Linked DNA regions of Homo sapiens: region 1 is linked to region 2. A link is a loop called in an ENCODE intact Hi-C map of the cell type or tissue named here. Cell type or tissue: gastrocnemius medialis. All regions are shown on one strand. Each heading gives the region's core, and the rest is flanking DNA. Links, peaks and the distances in the headings are about the cores only.

What was found. Peaks named below come from ENCODE experiments on the same cell type or tissue, not always from the same donor. Only the 100,000 strongest peaks of a DNase experiment are listed, where the experiment ranks them.
Region 1: it touches region 2 in a loop (6-fold over the local background); 4 of 110 quality-filtered maps call a loop at or near these places.

The regions. Positions count from the first base shown.
Region 1 is chr17:80,747,680-80,753,324 of GRCh38, reverse strand. All of the region lies in intron 5 of RPTOR (regulatory associated protein of MTOR complex 1), which reads right to left. Among named protein-coding and RNA genes, the nearest start is that of RPTOR, 210 kb to the right of the region's middle. RefSeq lists enhancers at 4,033-4,532, 4,533-5,034. In gastrocnemius medialis, for the core only: no CTCF peak of the experiment used is centred there; DNase peaks (open chromatin) are centred at 1,544 and 2,074; H3K4me3 peaks cover 1,435 bases; H3K27ac peaks cover 2,500 bases.
Region 2 is chr17:80,850,406-80,863,036 of GRCh38, reverse strand. RPTOR (regulatory associated protein of MTOR complex 1) reads right to left here. Exons shown (of 34, transcript NM_020761.3): 12 at 7,490-7,573; 13 at 5,137-5,247. Among named protein-coding and RNA genes, the nearest start is that of CHMP6, 140 kb to the left of the region's middle. RefSeq lists enhancers at 4,571-5,500, 6,208-6,357, 5,501-6,431, 6,368-6,517, 6,254-6,548 and 3 more. In gastrocnemius medialis, for the core only: no CTCF peak of the experiment used is centred there; a DNase peak (open chromatin) is centred at 6,376; H3K27ac peaks cover 2,500 bases.

The sequences.
Region 1 (5,645 bases), core at 57-2,556, 100 kb after region 2:
CTTATTTTGTTGTGTTTAATGACATGGGAAGACGTTCAGGTTATATGATGTGAACTCCATCACCAACACAAAGGCAAACCACAAAATGTGAGTTTGAGTGGGCTGACTAAAGCGACCCATCAAAAGAGACTGAAAAACAGACAGAGCGAGCACTCATCCCCGAGTGGGGGATTAGGGGGATTTTATCTCCTCCCATCTTCATCGGATTTCTCTAAATGTTCTACAAACAAATGTGCATTAATTTTGTAATCAGGGAGAAAGGTGAGGTGTTTTTGAATTCAAAATTTAATCTCTCTTTAAAGTAGGGATAGTAATGCCGGTTGGTATTTATTTCAATGAGACTTGTCACGTAAAAGTATCATATGTGAAGCTGATATCACAGTGCCATTTTAGGAAGAAAGGCACTAAGTGAATTGTTGTTTACTACTAAAATGCACAGAAAATTTCACTTTTTACCAAATGAAATCTAACTGAAAGTGTAACTCTTCCTTCTTTTTAAATAATGCATTACATTCAAAGGTTTAAAAAATGACAGGACTGTCTGATACACGAGTTTGCTATACCCTGCCATGGATACCAGGTGGGTTCCTGTTTTACCAAAAAACCACAGCATTCAACAAAACAGGATCCTTATACCACCAAGGACTAATTATACTAGCACTGAGATTGTGATTCCTTTCCCTGGCTACCTACGTTGCCTGCATGTGGCCATTTCGGTAATCCACAAGAGGTTTTGCTGTCGTTTTCAGAAATAATGAAGTTCACAAGAATTCCTGGCATTTTGGCCAGTAAAATTTAATAAGTATAACACATGAGGGATTATGTACACACACTGCTCTGCCTGCTCCTGGAAATAATTGAGAAGAGCTGGAAAATATCAGAACCAGTTCCACCAAACAGAATGCTTTCAGCTGGGGGAGGCACAGCAGCTGCGCACAAGCAATGCCTCCCTTCCGGGGATGCAGAGTCCTCAGACACTGTGGGCTGCATGCAGGGCCCACCTGCTGGAAGGGAGGCCCCATGGGCCCTGGGAGAGCTTGGCTTGCAAAGTCCCTCCTGCACTATCATCAAGGCTGGTCCTTTGTTGTGGGGAGAGGGGAGAGGGGAAAGGGTAGCAGGAAACAAAGGGACAGAAAGAGACAGGGAACAGACAAAACAAGAAGAACACACCACAGGCTGTGAGATGGAATCTGCATTGCCTTCTCTTCAGTTACCCTGAAATGTGATGCCTGGGCATGTCATGTAGATAGCTAAAGGAATGAAAACAGAAAACCCCAAAAATGCCGATCATACCGGGCCACACAGCTTGCAGAACTCCTTCATTCACGTGTCTACAAATACCTATAATTCGGCTGTAATGGAAAGCATTCTGCTGTAGGGGCCAACCTCATCTGCCCATCTAGGCTGGGGATGTGGAACAACAAGGTACAGAATGAGGCTTCAGACTGAGAGCGCCACCTGCTAATGCGGGGTCGTGGACCAAGCGGTCAGCATGAGGGCTGGAGCATCGCATGACAGAGACTGGTCGTCCCAGATCCAGGGCCTGGACGCTGTTTGTGACTTACACAATTCCTAGGGCTTGTTTTGTGAATACCACAGGGACAAGATCACTTTTGTTTACTCAGACTGTGGCAGGCCTCCATGAAGAGGAGGCGCTATTGTAAATGAATATTGTAAGTGACGATGAATATGGGTGGGGGTGAGATGTGTCCAGAGTGTGTGGCTTTTAATCACCGAGGGCTGCGATGCGCTCCCCGGCTTGACGGGGAGAGAATGTGTCTGTGTCTGCATTTTTGCTCCTTCCTTGCTCCTTACTTTTAGTTGCGTAGTTCTTAGTATTTCTCACGGCTCTTCACATATACTATTTCATCTGCTTTTTACCAACCCCATGAGGTTTCAGCTCCATGTTAAAAGAGCTGTGACGACGAGGACACAGAGTCCCCAAAGATGACACGGACTGCCCTGCAGCTGGGCCAGCACATGCGTCCAGAGTGCCGGGCACTGCCCCTGATTTTAGGGCTGCTTTTGCCCCATTATCCCATCTGGGTCCTTCTGAATCTCCACCAAGCACCTACGACGCCAACACGAAAGCTGCCGAGCCCTCTCCAGACAGCACGCCCAGTGCTTTCGGAATGAAATACACACAGAGCTGTATTCACTCACAGCCACCTCGCACCACGGTGATGGTACAGAACGCACTGTCATCTGACTCTGACAAACTTTGTTTTTAACATCTCAAATTTCTCAGCTGGAAGGTACTAATGACTGCTAGTTTTATTAATAACCCATTCTACCACAGGAACATTAAACCCAGAGTACAAATCAAATTCTCATATACTTAATAATAAATATAATTTAACTTTTTCAATAAAAACTGCAATTTCTAGAGGAATGAGGTTTTTTTTATGATGATAAATTACCTGTAGCATAAAATTTGCCATGTTAACTGTTTCAAATGTACAGTTCGGTGACATTAGGGATATTTACATGCCACGCAACAATCACCAAGAACCACCAAGGAGTGGGTTTTTTTAAACAAGAGGGAAGAGGGAAGGCAAAATCATGTTTAAAACCATTTCCTGGGCTCTGGGCTCCATAAGCTAAAATAGCATCGGCAATGCAACCTGCTGTACACAGAAAATTAGTTTCCAGGTCTGCTGTGACAGGCCCACTAAGCCAGATGATGGGTCCAGGAACGACGTGGACCTGCAGCTACTCAGACCCGCGTCACAACAGGTGGATGGGATAGGTGGGAGCGGCCATGTGTGCCTGGTGCTGGGAGGGCACGGGAAGGCTATGAGGAAGTGCTGACTCCTGCGCTTGGTGGAAACGCACTCTCCCTGGCCTCCGGAAAGGGGCTGGGAGGGAGGCATCTGAGGCAGACCTCCGTGGAGTGAAGCACACAGTCCTGAACTGTGGAAGGCGCCATTTGCGATGTCTGTCTGGGACTGCTGGCAGACTTGTGTTATTTTAATCAGCACCACTACCACTGGCCACGTAAGAATGGCTGGCAGAGGATTAAAAAGGAAACAACTTTAAGTGGGAGGAAATGGCCCTTTACGCAAAAACTAAGTTCAATATTCCTATTTTCCTTTTCAAAAGGACATGTATATAGCAGAAATATAGCAAAAAATATCAGTGTGGTTTACTAGTTTTAGGTTTTCTTTTTATATAACCAGGTGTGGTGGCTCACATCTGTAATACCAGCACTTTGGGAGGCTGAGGTGGGAGGATCACTTGAACCCAGGAGTTCAAGATCAGCCTGGGCAAGATGGAAAGACCCCATCACTCCAAAATTTTTTTTTAATTAGCCAGGTGTGGTGGTGCATGCCTGTAGTCCTGGCTTCTCAAGAGGCTGAGGTGTGAGGATTGCTTGAGCTCTGGAGTTTGAGACCAGCCTGGGCAATATGGCAAGACCCCTGTCTCTACAAAAAGTTGTTTAAAATCAGCCTGGTGTAGTGGTGCATGCCTGCAGTCCCAGCTACTCAGGAGGCCGAGGTGGGAGGATCCCTTGGGCTCAGGAGTTCAAGGTGGCAGTGAGCTGTGGTGGCACCACTGCACTCCAGCCTGGGTGACAGAGCAAAGCCATCTCTAAAGACAAACAAAAAAAGCCCCCAAAATGAAAAGCTTTTCTTTTTGTTAAGTTGCTCCTACGTTAAATTTACTTTCTAACCAGTCCTGAGAACTGAGCAGCAGGCTCTCCCGCCACAGCCTCCAAACACACACCGCAGCCCCTCCATCCACCCAACAGGTCCTCCCGCCACAGCCTCCAAACACACACCGCAGCCCCTCCATCCACCCAACAGGTCCTCCCGCCACGGCCTCCAAACACACACCGCAGCCCCTCCATCCACCCAACAGGTCCTCCCGCCACGGCCTCTAAACACACCCCGCAGCCCCTCCATCCACCCAACAGGTCCTCCCGCCACGGCGTCTAAACACACACCGCAGTCCCTCCATCCAACAGGTCCTCCCGCCACGGCCTCCAAACACACACCGCAGCCCCTCCATCCACCCAACAGGCCCTCCCGCCACAGCCTCCAAACACACACCGCAGCCCCTCCATCCACCCAACAGGTCCTCCTGCCACGGCCTCTAAACTCACACCGCAGTCCCTCCATCCAACAGGTCCTCCCGCCACGGCCTCCAAACACACACCGCAGCCCCTCCATCCACCCAACAGGCCCTCCCGCCACGGCCTCCAAACACACACCGCAGCCCCTCCATCCACCCAACAGGTCCTCTTGCCACGGCCTCTAAACACACACCGCAGTCCCTCCATCCAACAGGTCCTCCCGCCACGGCCTCCAAACACACACCGCAGCCCCTCCATCCACCCAACAGGCCCTCCCGCCACGGCCTCCAAACACACACCGCAGCCCCTCCATCCACCCAACAGGCCCTCCCGCCACGGCCTCCAAACACACACCGCAGCCCCTCCATCCACCCAACAGGTCCTCCCGCCACGGCCTCCAAACACACACCGCAGCCCCTCCATCCACCCAACAGGTCCTCCCGCCACGGCCTCTAAACACACACCGCAGCCCCTCCATCCACCCAACAGGTCCTCCCGCCACGGCCTCCAAACACACACCGCAGCCCCTCCATCCACCCAACAGGTCCTCCCGCCACAGCCTCTAAACACACACCGCAGTCCCTCCATCCACCCAACAGGTCCTCTCGCCACGGCCTCTAAACACACACCACAGTCCCTCCATCCAACAGGTCCTCCCGCCACGGCCTCCAAACACACACCGCAGCCCCTCCATCCACCCAACAGGTCCTCCCGCCATGGCCTCTAAACACACACCGCAGTCCCTCCATCCAACAGGCCCTCCCGCCAAGGCTTCCAAACACACACCGCAGCCCCCCCATCCACCCAACAGGCCCTCCCGCCACGGCCTCCAAACACACACCGCAGCCCCCCCATCCACCCAACAGGCCCTCCCGCCACGGCCTCCAAACACACACCGCAGCCCCCCCATCCACCCAACAGGCCCTCCCGCCACGGCCTCCAAACACACACCGCAGCCCCCCCATCCACCCAACAGGCCCTCCCGCCACGGCCTCCAAACACACACCGCAGCCCCTCCATCCACCCAACAGGCCCTCCCGCCACGGCCTCCAAACACACACCGCAGCCCCTCCATCCACCCAACAGGTCCTCACGCCACGGCCTCTAAACACACACCGCAGTCCCTCCATCCACCCAACAGGTCCTCCCGCCACGGCCTCTAAACACACACCGCAGTCCCTCCATCCACCCAACAGGTCCTCCCGCCACGGCCTCTAAACACACACCGCAGTCCCTCCATCCACCCAACAGGTCCTCCCGCCACGGCCTCCAAACACTGCAGTCCCTCCATCCAACAGGTCCTCCCACCATGGCCTCTAAACACTGCAGTCCCTCCATCGCTGCCAACCATTTGTGCCAAGCTTCTGAAATCTAACACTTTTCATACCAACCCACCTTTCTTCCAAGTCAGCACTAGAACATAGGATGGCATGGGGTGGTGGGGCGAGTCTCCAGTGTACAGGAGCCACATGAGAACTCAGCAGGTTTGAAGGGGACTTCCTTAGGGACCAAGAAGTCTGTGTCTTGTCCGGTGGAGAGACAAAGCTCCCGTGGTCCAGACGCTGCTGGG
Region 2 (12,631 bases), core at 5,371-7,870:
GGTGTGCCCCAAAGGTGCTTGGGAAATGAGGGGAGGTCCCAGGCTCGCCCTTCCGCTGGGCCCAGCCTGAGTGGGCTCCGATCCTTCTCAAACTCTTAAGTGTGTCCTGAGGGCCGGCTGGCGGCAGCAGGGGGATGCTGAGAACACTGGGGGAGTGGCTGGCTTCTGTCTGCACCTCTGAACCTCTGAGCAGGCTCTGCGATCTTCACAGGTGGACCCGTCTGTACACCATGTGCACCCCGATCTGCACAATGGCAAGCCCCAGGAGTCACAGGGACGGCTGAGGGCTGCAGGAGGCACTCATCATGTGGGGGCGGAGCCCCGGAGGACCACCAGCAACACGAGGAGGGGGCGGAGCAGACATCATGGTGGGCGGAGCCCCGGAGGACCACCAGCAACACGAGGAGGGGGCGGAGCAGACATCATGGTGGGCGGAGCTCCAGAGGACCACCAGCAACACGAGGGGGCGGAGCAGACATCATGGTGGGCGGAGCTTCGGAGGACCATCACCAACACAGAGGGGCATGCACACATTGTAGGGGGTGCACACATCATGGGGGGGTAGGGGTGGAGATCCGGAGGACCGCCAGCAACATCCATGGCCAGACGTGGGGAGGGGAAGGGAGTAGAGGAATGACCCCTCAAAAACACAGGGAACTTTCATCTCTGGGAAGTTATCGCCAGGGTAACGATGGAAGGAAGGGCGAGGCAGGTGAGGTAGACGAGGCTCAGTTTCTACCGGAAACACTTCAAAATGCCCCTCAGTGGAATGATTGCTTTTAAACATGCAGGTGCAACAAGCTGGTTAAGAAATTAATTCACAGGAAGGCCTGTGATGCCTGCAGGCAGTTACAAGAACACTGCAGGCAAGGGCATGCCCAGCTGGCTGTGGGAACAGCTCCCCAAGCAGTACTGAGCAGATGACCCCTTCAGCAGCATGAATAATAAACCCGAGGCCCTGGTATCTGCCTGGAGCAGGGTGTAAAACGAAGGCACGCTGCAGCCTCCGTGCTCATGGCCACGTTCTGCCATTTGGGGCACTCGAGAGCAACAGGCCCTGGGAGATCCACGGGACCAAGAGCCAGTTTTAAACAAGACGCCCTGCACTGCAATACCATGATGGGCTGTGGATGCAGTGAGAATGTCACGAGGAAGGTACGAGGAAGGCTGTCCCCTTTCACCAAGAGCCACCCCTGAGACTAAAAATAAAGACATCATCAATTTCCAGGTCCTAAAAGGTACTAAAAACACGAAGTCTGAGAATCAAAGTTGGCTTAGACACGTTCCTGCAGCACTGGCGGTGCTGGGGAGCAGGCTCAGGCGGCCGTAATCCCAGACCTCTGCATGCAGATGGCATCTCTTCCTCCCTTCACCCTGGGCTTTGTGTCATGTGAGGGTCACCGTTTTGTGCATCCCAGAGCCCCTACACATGGTCCTTCATCCGTGGCCAGGTGCCAAGATATTTCTAAGTGTGTCCATGTAGATGACGAAGATATGGGTGTAGGACAGAAACCACGTTTCAAAATGACTTCCTGCCAAACACCCTTTGTTTACATAATGTGGCTCTTCAGTGAATTTGAAGAAGAGTAAAATAGAAATGACCCACACCTCTCGCGTCCTGATCCACAAAGCCAAGCTTTCTGTTTAGCAAGAAAAGGTTTTAGTGTAACAGGGACAGGCAGGAGAGATGTGAGATTTACGTGGTGCCCCTTCCTGGTCCTGTTCCTGTTCCTCTATAATTTACACAGCAGTTTTCCACGTCCTGGTTCTGAGCTCTGGAACTGTGGCTGAAGGCAGACGGCCGAAGGCTCATGATTTTACAGAGGCAAATCATGGCCAAGGGAAGTGAAAATGACTTGTAAGAGCAAATGCGGTGATGGGATCAAACTCAGGGTTTTAACCTTAAATCCAGTGCTTTAGCCAATCTTTCAAAGCAGTCATTCTTTATCTGTAGTTTAATGGGTAGCAGGGAAAATATTTTGCTGAAATATATGGTATTCAGGTCACCATTATGGAGCGTTCTCTGGTCACAGCCAGGTGCAGAGCACTGGGCCCAGGAGGGTTCAAGGTTGAACTGAGGTCAAGGTCAACCTCAGCTGTGCTGAGAGGAAGAGCAGCAGCTCCCCGCATCCAGCTCAGGAAATCAGGAGCAGCTGGGAGAGATGGCAAGCACGGTAGCCGACCCGTGCCAGCAGAGCCATGGTCAGTGCCCCAGGCCCAGAAAAAGAGTGAGAGATCCCAGAACCGGAAGAGGGGCTGGAAGCTGCTTCTGCTTGGAGAGAGCATATACATAAAATCCTAGGGAATCTACAAGAACCAGTGAACTAGCAGAAAATCCCAGGGAATCTACAAGAATCAGCGGAACCAGCGAGAGGTCAACTGGTGCTGGGTACGACTGACGCCTGCCTCCAAGGTGGAAGCCCTCACCGTCCGCTTCGGCAGCAGCCTCCCCACTGCCCCCTGACTTCAGCTGTGACACCAAAGTAGTACGTGAGGACTTGGGGTGTGGGGAGGCTATGGTCAGGGCTGGGTGCAGGGAGCAGAAGGGCTGAGCAGGGGCCCAGGGGTCCGTGGGCAGCACAGTTGGGGACCTGATGGCCTGGGCTGGACTTGAATCAGCAGCGGCTGTGGGTGGGAGACACAGCAGTGGCTTTGTGTGGGGTGTGCAGGGCTGACGGGTGAGAGCGCACAGTGCGGGGTACGAGCCTGTGGCTCGGGGTGCCTGCCAGTGCCTGGACAACAGGGTCAGTGAATTTGGCTGAACAAAGCCCAACAGGGCAGCTTCAGCGAGCACAGCAGGTCCTGGTGGCCAGTGCGACATGGCTGACAGGGCTAAGGATGAGGCTGGGTCTCAGTGCCAGTGACTGGACGGAGGAGCTGACAGAATGTGGCCTGGGGAGCGCCGGGCAGCAGGCAGGAGCCCCGGGGGCTTAAGCTCCGTCCACTCTCCCCTCACCTGCCACACAGAAAAGGAAAGGGTGGTCTTCCCCGGCTCCAAGCCATGGCCTCTCCAAGGTGTTCTTGGCACTCTCCTGTACTTGCTCTGTGACTTTGCTAGACCTTCCATTTCCCTGTGTGGGCAAGGAGCTCCAGACCCGGCGCAGGGGCCCAGTGGGGTGCCGGCCCCTCGCATGGCAGCTATGTGGCCCCTGCTCCCTCCTGTGGGCGGCGCCTCACCAGTAAATAGGCTGCAAATTCAAGCTAACTTCACAGGGGACTTAGGAATTAAGAGACTTTGCATATGAAAGCCGCCTGACAGGGCGCCACACACACATGCACGCACAAGCGCCCACATACATGACCACCCCCGCACACACGTGCACACAGCAGCTGGCCGAAGTCCGGGGGGAACGTGGACCTGCTCCTACAGGCCTTCTAATGAGTTGCTGGGGCTGGTTTGCTTCAAAACCAAGCAGGGAGCAAAGCCAGCCTTGCCCTGATGCCGGCTCCTCCGTCCCGCTCTCCTCACCCGTGGCGGCACCCCCAGAGCAAGACTGACTTGGCTTCTTCCCGGGGCTCCCTGCCAACCTGGCTCCGAGCCCAGCTCTGTATCACACACGTGTGCCCCTCCGCACACGGACAGCTAAAGGCAAAGGCATCTCTGGGAAATCTTTGTCCCCAACAACCCTGCAGAGGGCAACATATCCCCCAACTCCATTCTCAGCACACACCCTTTGTTCTAGAATCTTCACGTTCTATAAATGAGCCCTTCCCAGACCCTTTGCACCACTCTGTACAGCTCTCCTCTCCACTGTGTCACACGAGGAGCTTTCGAGAGTTCTCCCGCAGCTGAGCCTTCCACATTTTCCTTCGAGGGTCTCGCCTGCCATCACCACTGGGTAGACGAGGTCCCCAGTCTTGGCATCGGGCCAGCCCTGCTCCTAGGCCGCACAGGGCTCCTGACCAGTTGTCTCTGGAAGGCTCCCCGAGCCCCAGCCGGCCACACAGGCTTCAGCCCGAGTCGCCTCTCCCAACCCAGGCTTGGTGCCGCCCTCCCAGCCCTGCAGCCCGACCTCCTCTGCCCACCCTCCTGGAGGAAAATGCTCTCCACCCCGTGTTTCCCTACAATCCACTTGACACCGAGGCCAGGCAATGTTTATAAACCACAGCTTCATTCTTTGATGTCTTTGTTCCAAAATCTGTAATAATCCCCATGCCTGCTAAATGAAGTTCAACTGTGTCTACCGGGAACCGTGCACCGTCTGCGTGGATGGGGCCTCCCTGCGTGTCCCCGCACACAGCCACAGGGAGTGGCCTGCCCTCCTCTAAATGTCTTCCCAGCCCTCCCTGCCACCTCCATGTTTGGACCCCCGCCCGACATCCACCCCCTCAAGGCCCTTCCTGGCGTTTCCAGTTCAGCATAGGCCGGGTCTCGCCCACACGACTTCTCAGCCCCACTCCTCTGACCCATCTCGCTGGTAGCTCCTGCAGGAGGTGACCCTGCCTCACAACAGGGCTGGTGTCACCTGCAACCCCTGCCAGCACCCAAGCATAAGCCGCTGGGGACAGGGACAGCTGACCTTGTGTCTCTCTTAACATAGCTAAATATGGGTCCCTGGCCTAGATGATTGAGGGGCGAACACATGGCTGCAGGGCCAGGGCTGATGCCCGTCAGAGAGGACAGAGCTGGACAGCCCCGTGTAAGGGGGTGGCCCCTAACACCTCGGGGCCTGGCCCAGACCACCTGTGCAGGGTTGAGGAGGGGGAGAAATGCAATGGTGGGCACAGGAGAGCCAATGCGGGGTCTGGGCGAGGCAGAGGCCAAGTTTATGCCATGGCGGGGTTGCTTCCAGTCAGGGTCAGGAGCACGGGGACAGCCTTACGGGGGTCAGACACAGGCAGGGGGACTGAGTGCAGGGCACCAGGGGAAGGCCAGGGACAGGACGGTGTGGGGGGACTGAGCGCAGGGTACCAGGGGAAGGCCAGGGACAGGACAGGTAGGTGACAGCCCCCACGACCCAGAGGTGGCTGCCGAGGCGGGCGCGTCCCACTTTACCCCAGAAGAGAGGAAGGGAACGGCGGTGCCTGGAGAGGGAGCGAGGCTGGAGAAAGGGCAGGCTGGAAACGCAGGGCTCGGCATCCCCAGAAGGGCCGGCAGGTTCACATCACTCTGGGGAGGAGGGCGGGGATACTCACGCTGTCCACTGCGAGGATCTTGGCCCAGATGAAAACGAGAAGTGGCCGCAGCTCTCGGGCCGAGCTCTGGAGCAGCTTCAGCACGTAGGGGAAGATGCCGACAGACAAGGCCTGGGGGCGAGGGAGGGCGTCAGCGCACCTGTGCCGCAGCAAGGGAACGGGCAGCAGCAGGGGTGCCACGCGGGACCAGCTGCGGTGCTATCTTCAGCACATATGGGAAACGCAACAGGAATGAATGGGCCTCACTTAAAGTAAAGAGGGGCTTCCTCCAGATTTATTCATCTCTGATTTATTCCTAGAAGCTGCCACATACTGCCAGCCTTGACTGGTGTCAAGAGACTGGAATGAATCGGGTGGCAGCTTTTCCTTGTGGAGGCGCAGGCTGCTTGCGCCTGGGGCCCTTGCCTGCCCTCAGTGGCCTCGTCTGCTCTTGGCAGCAGAGCATCAGGCACCTTCACTGTGTTGCTCACGTACGAGCCACGGCCACCTGTGACGGCACGGCCACCTCTCCGTGACGGCATGGCCACCTCTCCGTGACACCACGGCCACCTCTCCGTGACGGCACGGCCAGCTTGCTCAACACTCATGTTTGCACTTCAGATACACCTTGGGAGAAAGATGCCTGCCCTGGGAAAGGCAGGGAGGAGCGGGGGTTGCCCAGGGGCTCACTGGCGCCCAGTTCTGGCCATGTCATTCTCAGGGGACTCTCTGCCCTCAGAGGCAGGGGAGGGAGGGCGTGGAGGGCACTGCAGTGTGGAGGATGCCTGGCAAAGTACTGCTGCACTCCACAGCCAGGGGTTTCTGCTGTGTCCTTATCTCAAAGCTGCTGGAATTTCAAAGATATCCTAAAGGTATCACCTTCCAATAAGTGAGGTCCCCTGTAACCAAGACAGGAGGTGGTGGTGGGACCTAGGCCTGGGTCCCTTCCCTGTGAAAGGCCACATTTAACAAGGTATGAGCAGTTTCTCTGGTTCGGGTGGCTGGGCCCTCACCTGAGAGGCAAAATCTGTACCTGTAAAAATACCTCGTTTATCCAGCCTCGATTCATGTATTAGGCAAATTTCCAATGAGCAGAAGCTTAATTCTTTAAAGGGAAGAAACTGGTTTTAAAAAATTAACCTTAAAAATGAAACTCTTTCTAAACTGTTATGAATACATGCTTCCTGTCTTCTTAGAGTGCACGCAATACCACGCAGGCCTTTCCAGGATGACTAAGCGACACCACCACGCACACACCAAGTGACCGAGTCACGCCAGCCTTCCTCCGATGACTCAGGCCCTGACTCTGTTACAAGCTATTTGTGGCCTCAGGCACCTGGAGTGAAAATGGCCCAGTGGTGAGTGCTGAATGATTCTTCCAAGTTTTGGATGTTTTCTCTCGTCCTTCAGTGCTGGACTATCAATTACCACTCTTTGTCAACATTATCTGATGAAAATACTTAAATACACCAAACCCAGGTACTCACCACCCAGCTAGTGACAGCGGTTCCGCACCCACCGCCCCACCGCACCGCTCCCAAGCACAGTAAATTAAGGCTCATATGTCATGTGATTTCATTGGTGAATATTCAGTGTCTATCTCTAAAAAATTAGGTCTCTTTTATAAAAACATGATCCAGTTACCACACCCAAGAAAAACGAACAATGATTCTTGAATAACATAAATCCAGCACCTGTAAAATTTCTAATTGTTTTATGAGTATTCATTTTTGGAACTTCAACAGAACCAAGTAAGGTTTACTGTACATGGCAGCTGGCCATAGGTCTCTCGAGTTTCCTTGACTCTGTGGTTCCCTCTCAGCCTCCTTTTACTTTCCCTGTGAGTTATTTGTTAAACGCACGTCGCTTCTTGATCCTGCCTCTGCCAGGGTGTTTTTAGTGGCCATTACTACTCTGCTATAGAATGAGGAACCAGAAGAGCGTTTCCGAATTGTGCCTGCCATGATGGTGAGCAGACAGTGCTGAGGATCCAGACTCCTCCTGGGGGAAGCAGCACCACGAGGTGGGTGCTGCGTCAGGCTCAGGGGCGCCCTGCTCCTCCGCAGCGCTGGGGGCGGCTCAGGAAAAGGTGACCGGCCGACAACACACTCACTCCTATGTCTAACATCAGACATAAAGAGGGGCGACAACCCCAGACCCCCAAACGCCAGGCAGCACTGCAGGCTGCACGGGTACAGAGTGGGCTCCTTGAGGGCCTCAGGAGTGACAGGACACCAACACGGTGGACACACTCGCCCTGGGTCTCACGGCTGGGGGTGGCTCTGGATCATGAAATACGTGCACAGACTGAAACACGGAGCCTAATCTCTGTCCCACCTCCCTCAGCCCCCAGGTTAATGCGGAAGGCACGCACCAGGCTCACTGCCCAGGGACCCAGGTCCAAAAATCTTCCAAGCAAGTCCAATGCTCTCAGCCGGTGCACTTGGCTTAACAGCACCTGGAAGAACAAGAAGAAAATGGTATCACTGCAAACCATACTGGTGTGCAACCCCGAAACGCTGCTGCATGAGCTGCCAGCTTTGGAGCGGTCTGACCACAGTTCAGATCTGTCTGCTGCTTCAGTTACCTAGAGCTGGTGCTCCTTTCCTTACAAGTTCATGCTTTTAGACAGGTGAAGAAAACACGCTTTATGCCTTTATTACACAGATAAAAGATGCTCAATGTAGAAAATACTAGAACAAACATGCTTTAATTGCATTTAAAAAGCTAACCCACTGGTGACATTTAGGTATATGAACTCAGACATTGTTCTTTATGTCCACACTTCTCTTACTGATCTTGAACTAGATAATATGTGATTCTATTTCTCAGCTCCTTTTTAAACTAAACAATGCACTGTGAACATTGTTCATATCAGTAGGTATGTACTGACCATATTATTCCCAAAGGCGGCACAGTACTTCCGTTATGCAAATGTACACAATTCTTTTAAACAACTTCCCCAGTGATAGATATTTAAATTATCATCAAAATGTTCCTACTTTTACCATTTTTATTTATTTATTTTTGAGATAGGGTCTTGCTCTGTTGCCCAAGCTAGAGTATAGATGCCAGATCATGGCTCACTGCAGCCTCAACCTCCTGGACTCAAGTGATCCTCCCACCTCAAACCCTGAGTAGCTAGGACCGCAGGTATGTACCACCATGCCTGGTTAATTTTTGTATTTTTTATAGAGATGGGGGTCTCACTACATTGCCCATGCAGGTCTTGAACTTCTGGCTCAAGCAACCCTCCCGCTTCAGCCTCCCGAAGTGTAGGGATTACAGGCGTGGGCCATCATGCCTGGCCAAAATGCTGCTCTGATAAAGAAGATTGTGATCAATATCCTAATGGGTACATCGGCACATGTACATGATTCTTTTCCACTAAGATAAATGTGAGTATTAAAAAGGTAAGGTCGGAGCATATATACTTAAGTTACCAAATGACCCTGAGGCTGAACCCACTCACACTCTCGACGGCACGCACGTGGGCACCAGCTTCCTGCTGCCTGAGCTGGTCACCCAGCAGCGCTCACTGCGGTGTGACTCTGGGCAAGTTAACGTCGCTGAGCCTTGATTTATTAATTCATAAAACACATATAACACAACACCTGCCCACAAGGGTTTCATTAAATTAAATAATAAATTTAAAGCTTGTGGGACAATACTAGCCCATATTACACTATTATTAGCCAAAAGGACAGGTGAAAATACATCCTTTTCATCTGGATTTCTTGGATTTCAAGGGGAGTACATTTTGCAGGTTGATGGGCCATTTCCCCAGTAAACTTGCCCTGCATGCGTTTAGTTTTCTACTTCAAAATGTGGCTTTTTCTTATTGACATGTCAGAGTTCTTTATAAGTTAGAGTGGGCTCTGCCAGAGGTTTTGCACATACTTTTTCTGTTATATTAAAGTTCTACACTTTTTTTTTTTTTTGAGACAGAGTCTCACTCGGTCGCCCAGGCTGGAGTGCAGTGGCGCAATCTCGGCTCACTGCAAGCTCCACCTCCCGGGTTCATGCCATTCTCCTGCCTCAGCCTCCTGAGTAGTTAAGACTACAAGCGCCTGCCACCATGACCGGCTAATTTATTTTTGTATTTTTAGTAGAGACGGGGTTTCACTGCATTAGGCAGGATGGTCTTGATCTCCTGACCTTGTGATCCACCCGCCTTGGCCTCCCAAAGTGCTGGGATTACAGGCGTGAGCCACCGTGCCCGGCCAAGCTTTACACTTTTAATGGCATTACTTCTTTTGATTTTTTCCTTAATGGTGGCTATGCTGGAAGGCATGTGCATCGACTCCCTCCAACCTACAGCATTTCTATCCACGATGCCCCAGTCATCCAAGGGGTGTTTATGGGGCAGGTGCTGCGCTGGGTGCTAGGAGAGTGACCACAGACAGTAGGGACCACCTCACCCATCCTTCATGTGGCCTGGGAGACAGACATTAAACAAATGACCGCCCCATCACCATGCCTAAACACACAGACCCTGGGAGCCCCTGACCTGGCCTCGCTGCAGGCCTCGGAGGTTTTCCCTCCCCCCAGGAGAAGATGCACAGGACACAGCTGGGCAGCGGGTCCTGGAGGTGACATGAGGGGGTTACCGCGTTGCAGGTGGAGAGGCTGGAAAAGCCCGGGTGTCTGAGGATGCACGGGCTACCAGTATGACTGAGGTCAGTGATGGGGGAGGGGCCGGATAGGGAAAGGCCCCGCCGACGGCATGCAGAGAGGTCAGTTTGTTTTGAGATCCAGAAGCCACCAGCCGACGTTAAGCAGCAGTGACTGGTCCAGTGTGCTCGCTTTGGGGACAGGCCTGGCAAGAGGCTGGAAGTCGGGGAGGCGAGTGGAAGGGGGTGGGTTTGACCAGGGTGCCAATACGGAGATGGGGAGGAGGAGACTGCAGCACTGGCCAGAGGCTGAGAGAAGAAGGGGTGAAGGAAAGCAAACTCTAGAAAAGAAGGTTTGGGATGAGTTTGAAAACCCTCAAGAGAGGCAGGGGAAAGGGACGAGGAGGCCAGTGAGGGTGGAGGATCGGGGGAGGGGAGAGGAGATGGCGGCCACCTGGGTCAAGCTCCTGGGGGTCGGCCAGCACGACTTCCACGGAGGAGCCACCGAGTCAGGAGCATGGGCCCTGGGGAGCCGTGGAGAGGGAGGAGCTTCCCTGTGGTGGGAGAAGAGCACTGGCAGGAGGATGAGGGGGACAGGGAAGGTCACAGGTGGCAGCAAGAGGAGGTGGCTAGCCAGGCTGGAGGGGCAGATGGGGTATGGAGGGGATCCCAGCATGTCCAGCCTTGGGGGCAGAGAAAGAGCAGTGGGAATGTGGCCTCACTTCCCTTCTATGTGCCCGGAGCCAGCTCCCACGCTGGGTTCACCATGGACCCAGGAGTGGCAGGTTCCCCGTGCTGGTGATGCTGAGAGTCTCTGATTAAGAGGCTGGGAAAGGAACGTGGGACTGCTCGCAGGATATGTGAACTGGAACCGGATCCCTCTCCTATGCTTAACTCGGGGGCTGTCGCATGCCACTGCTGCCTGGAACTCAGGTTTGAGGGGCCAGTCGGAGGAAAAGCACTGGCTCTGGGGCCGGCTAACCTGATGTTAACCCTGCCTCCATCTCTGCCCAATAATTGGCTTAGATTCCTAACTTCTGGAAACTTCAATATCATTATCAAGAAAAACGGAGACAACAGTACTTGACTTGGGCTTATTCTCAAAGTTCAATGAGGCAGAGTCCGTAAAGCGTCTAGCACAAAGCTGTGTGCACCAAGGTGTCCAGCGGATGTAAAGTCAGCATCATAGTGTTCGGCTACCAGATGTCTCCACCACCCAAGGTTTTAAGGACTGACTCTCTGTGTGTAGGGAACACTAGGCTGCCTGAGGCTCAAGTTTCTAGATGACCCAGGGAGAGGAGAGGAGGCAGGTCTCGCCATGGCTGCAATCGTCAGAAATCAAAGACATCATCAGATCTAAAGCTTACAAAGATTGTTTTCTGATTCTTTTTGTTTTTTTCCAACACTGTAAATAAGGACAAGGCTGTTTCTAAGGTAAATAGTTGCAGAACAAATGGAAAAAGTGGCAGGACGGGGCGAAGAGGTCTAATCAAGGCCAGTTCCTGTTACTGTTTTACCAGGACACTAGCCCAGCAATAAAGGTCTCCTTAGAATGTGCTCCTTACAAACAACAAAAGCAAGCGGGACGCTGGTTCACAATCACCACCGTGATGTGGTCCCGAGTGTCCCACTGTAGGAGCTGCAGGTGCTGATGAAACACACGCGGGGGCCTCGGGGGCCCACCTGCCTGGGAGTCGGCGTCGGAGGTCCTTGGGCAGCATGGGATTTGGTGCTACAATTATTTCATTTGCAAAGAAACATCGTCAATAAAGAGTATTGGCGGAAAGGTTAAGTACTGTTTTTTTTTTCTCAAACATTACATCATCTTCCTGCCACCTTTTGTTGATTTACGATTTTTAAAAACTGAAGCCAACATAAAGCAAAGTTATTTTTAAAATGGGATTGGCTTTTAGAAAAAAAGCCAATGTTGTTTCTGTACTTAAAAACAACAAAACAAAAACCTCCTGTTCCGGACCATCCCACGATCTATGGAAATTATAGAAGTAAATGATGGTGAGCTGAATGAGTTACTGAGATTTATTTTCCACCTGTGGTAGCCCAAACTAAAGATTAATCATGGTGGCCGGCATAGAGGCTCAATACTGTAATGCAAACACTTTGGAAGGCTGAAGCTGGAGGATCGCTTGAGGCCAGGAGGTCGAGACCAGCCTGCCCAACATGGTGAAACCCCGTCTCTACAAAAAATACAAAAATGAGCCGGGCATGATGGCACATGCATGCAGTTCCAGCTACTCAGGAGGCTGAGTCAGGAGGGTGGCCTGACCCCAGGAGTTGGAAGTTGCAGCGAGCTATGATCATACTACTGCACTCCAGCTGAGGCGACCAAATTAAAACAGAATTGCTAAGGTTATCAAATTTCATTTGCCTTGTATATGAAGAGAGTGCTCAGACAGGCATACTGGAAGAGCTGCTTCATAAGAAAAGATTCTCCAGTTCCAGCCCTGGAGTGCCAGGTGCTGCAGGCCAGGGTGCCTCGGGCACCTGATGAGCAGGGCGGTTTTGGAGTCCCCGATGTACATGGTATGTATAACATCACTCTAGTTTGTCATTCTGCTGTCACCTGATAACAATCCTGTACTTTCAGACCCCACATTCTATTTGTAAAAAAAATGATGCACGGAGAGAGAGCAAATAGACCTCCTAATGAAATGCTCACACTGATCTGTGACATCTAGGAAAAGGGACTAAAACTTCATCCTATAAAATCACTCTTGGCCAGGTGCGGTGGTGCACACCTGATATCCCAGCTACTCTGGAGGTTGAGGCACAAGAATCACTTTAACCCAGGAGGCGGAGCTCCGGCTGCAGTGAGCCGAGATCACCCCTCAACAGAGGACTGGATGAGGAAACTGCAGCGTCTGTGCATCATGGAATACTACTCA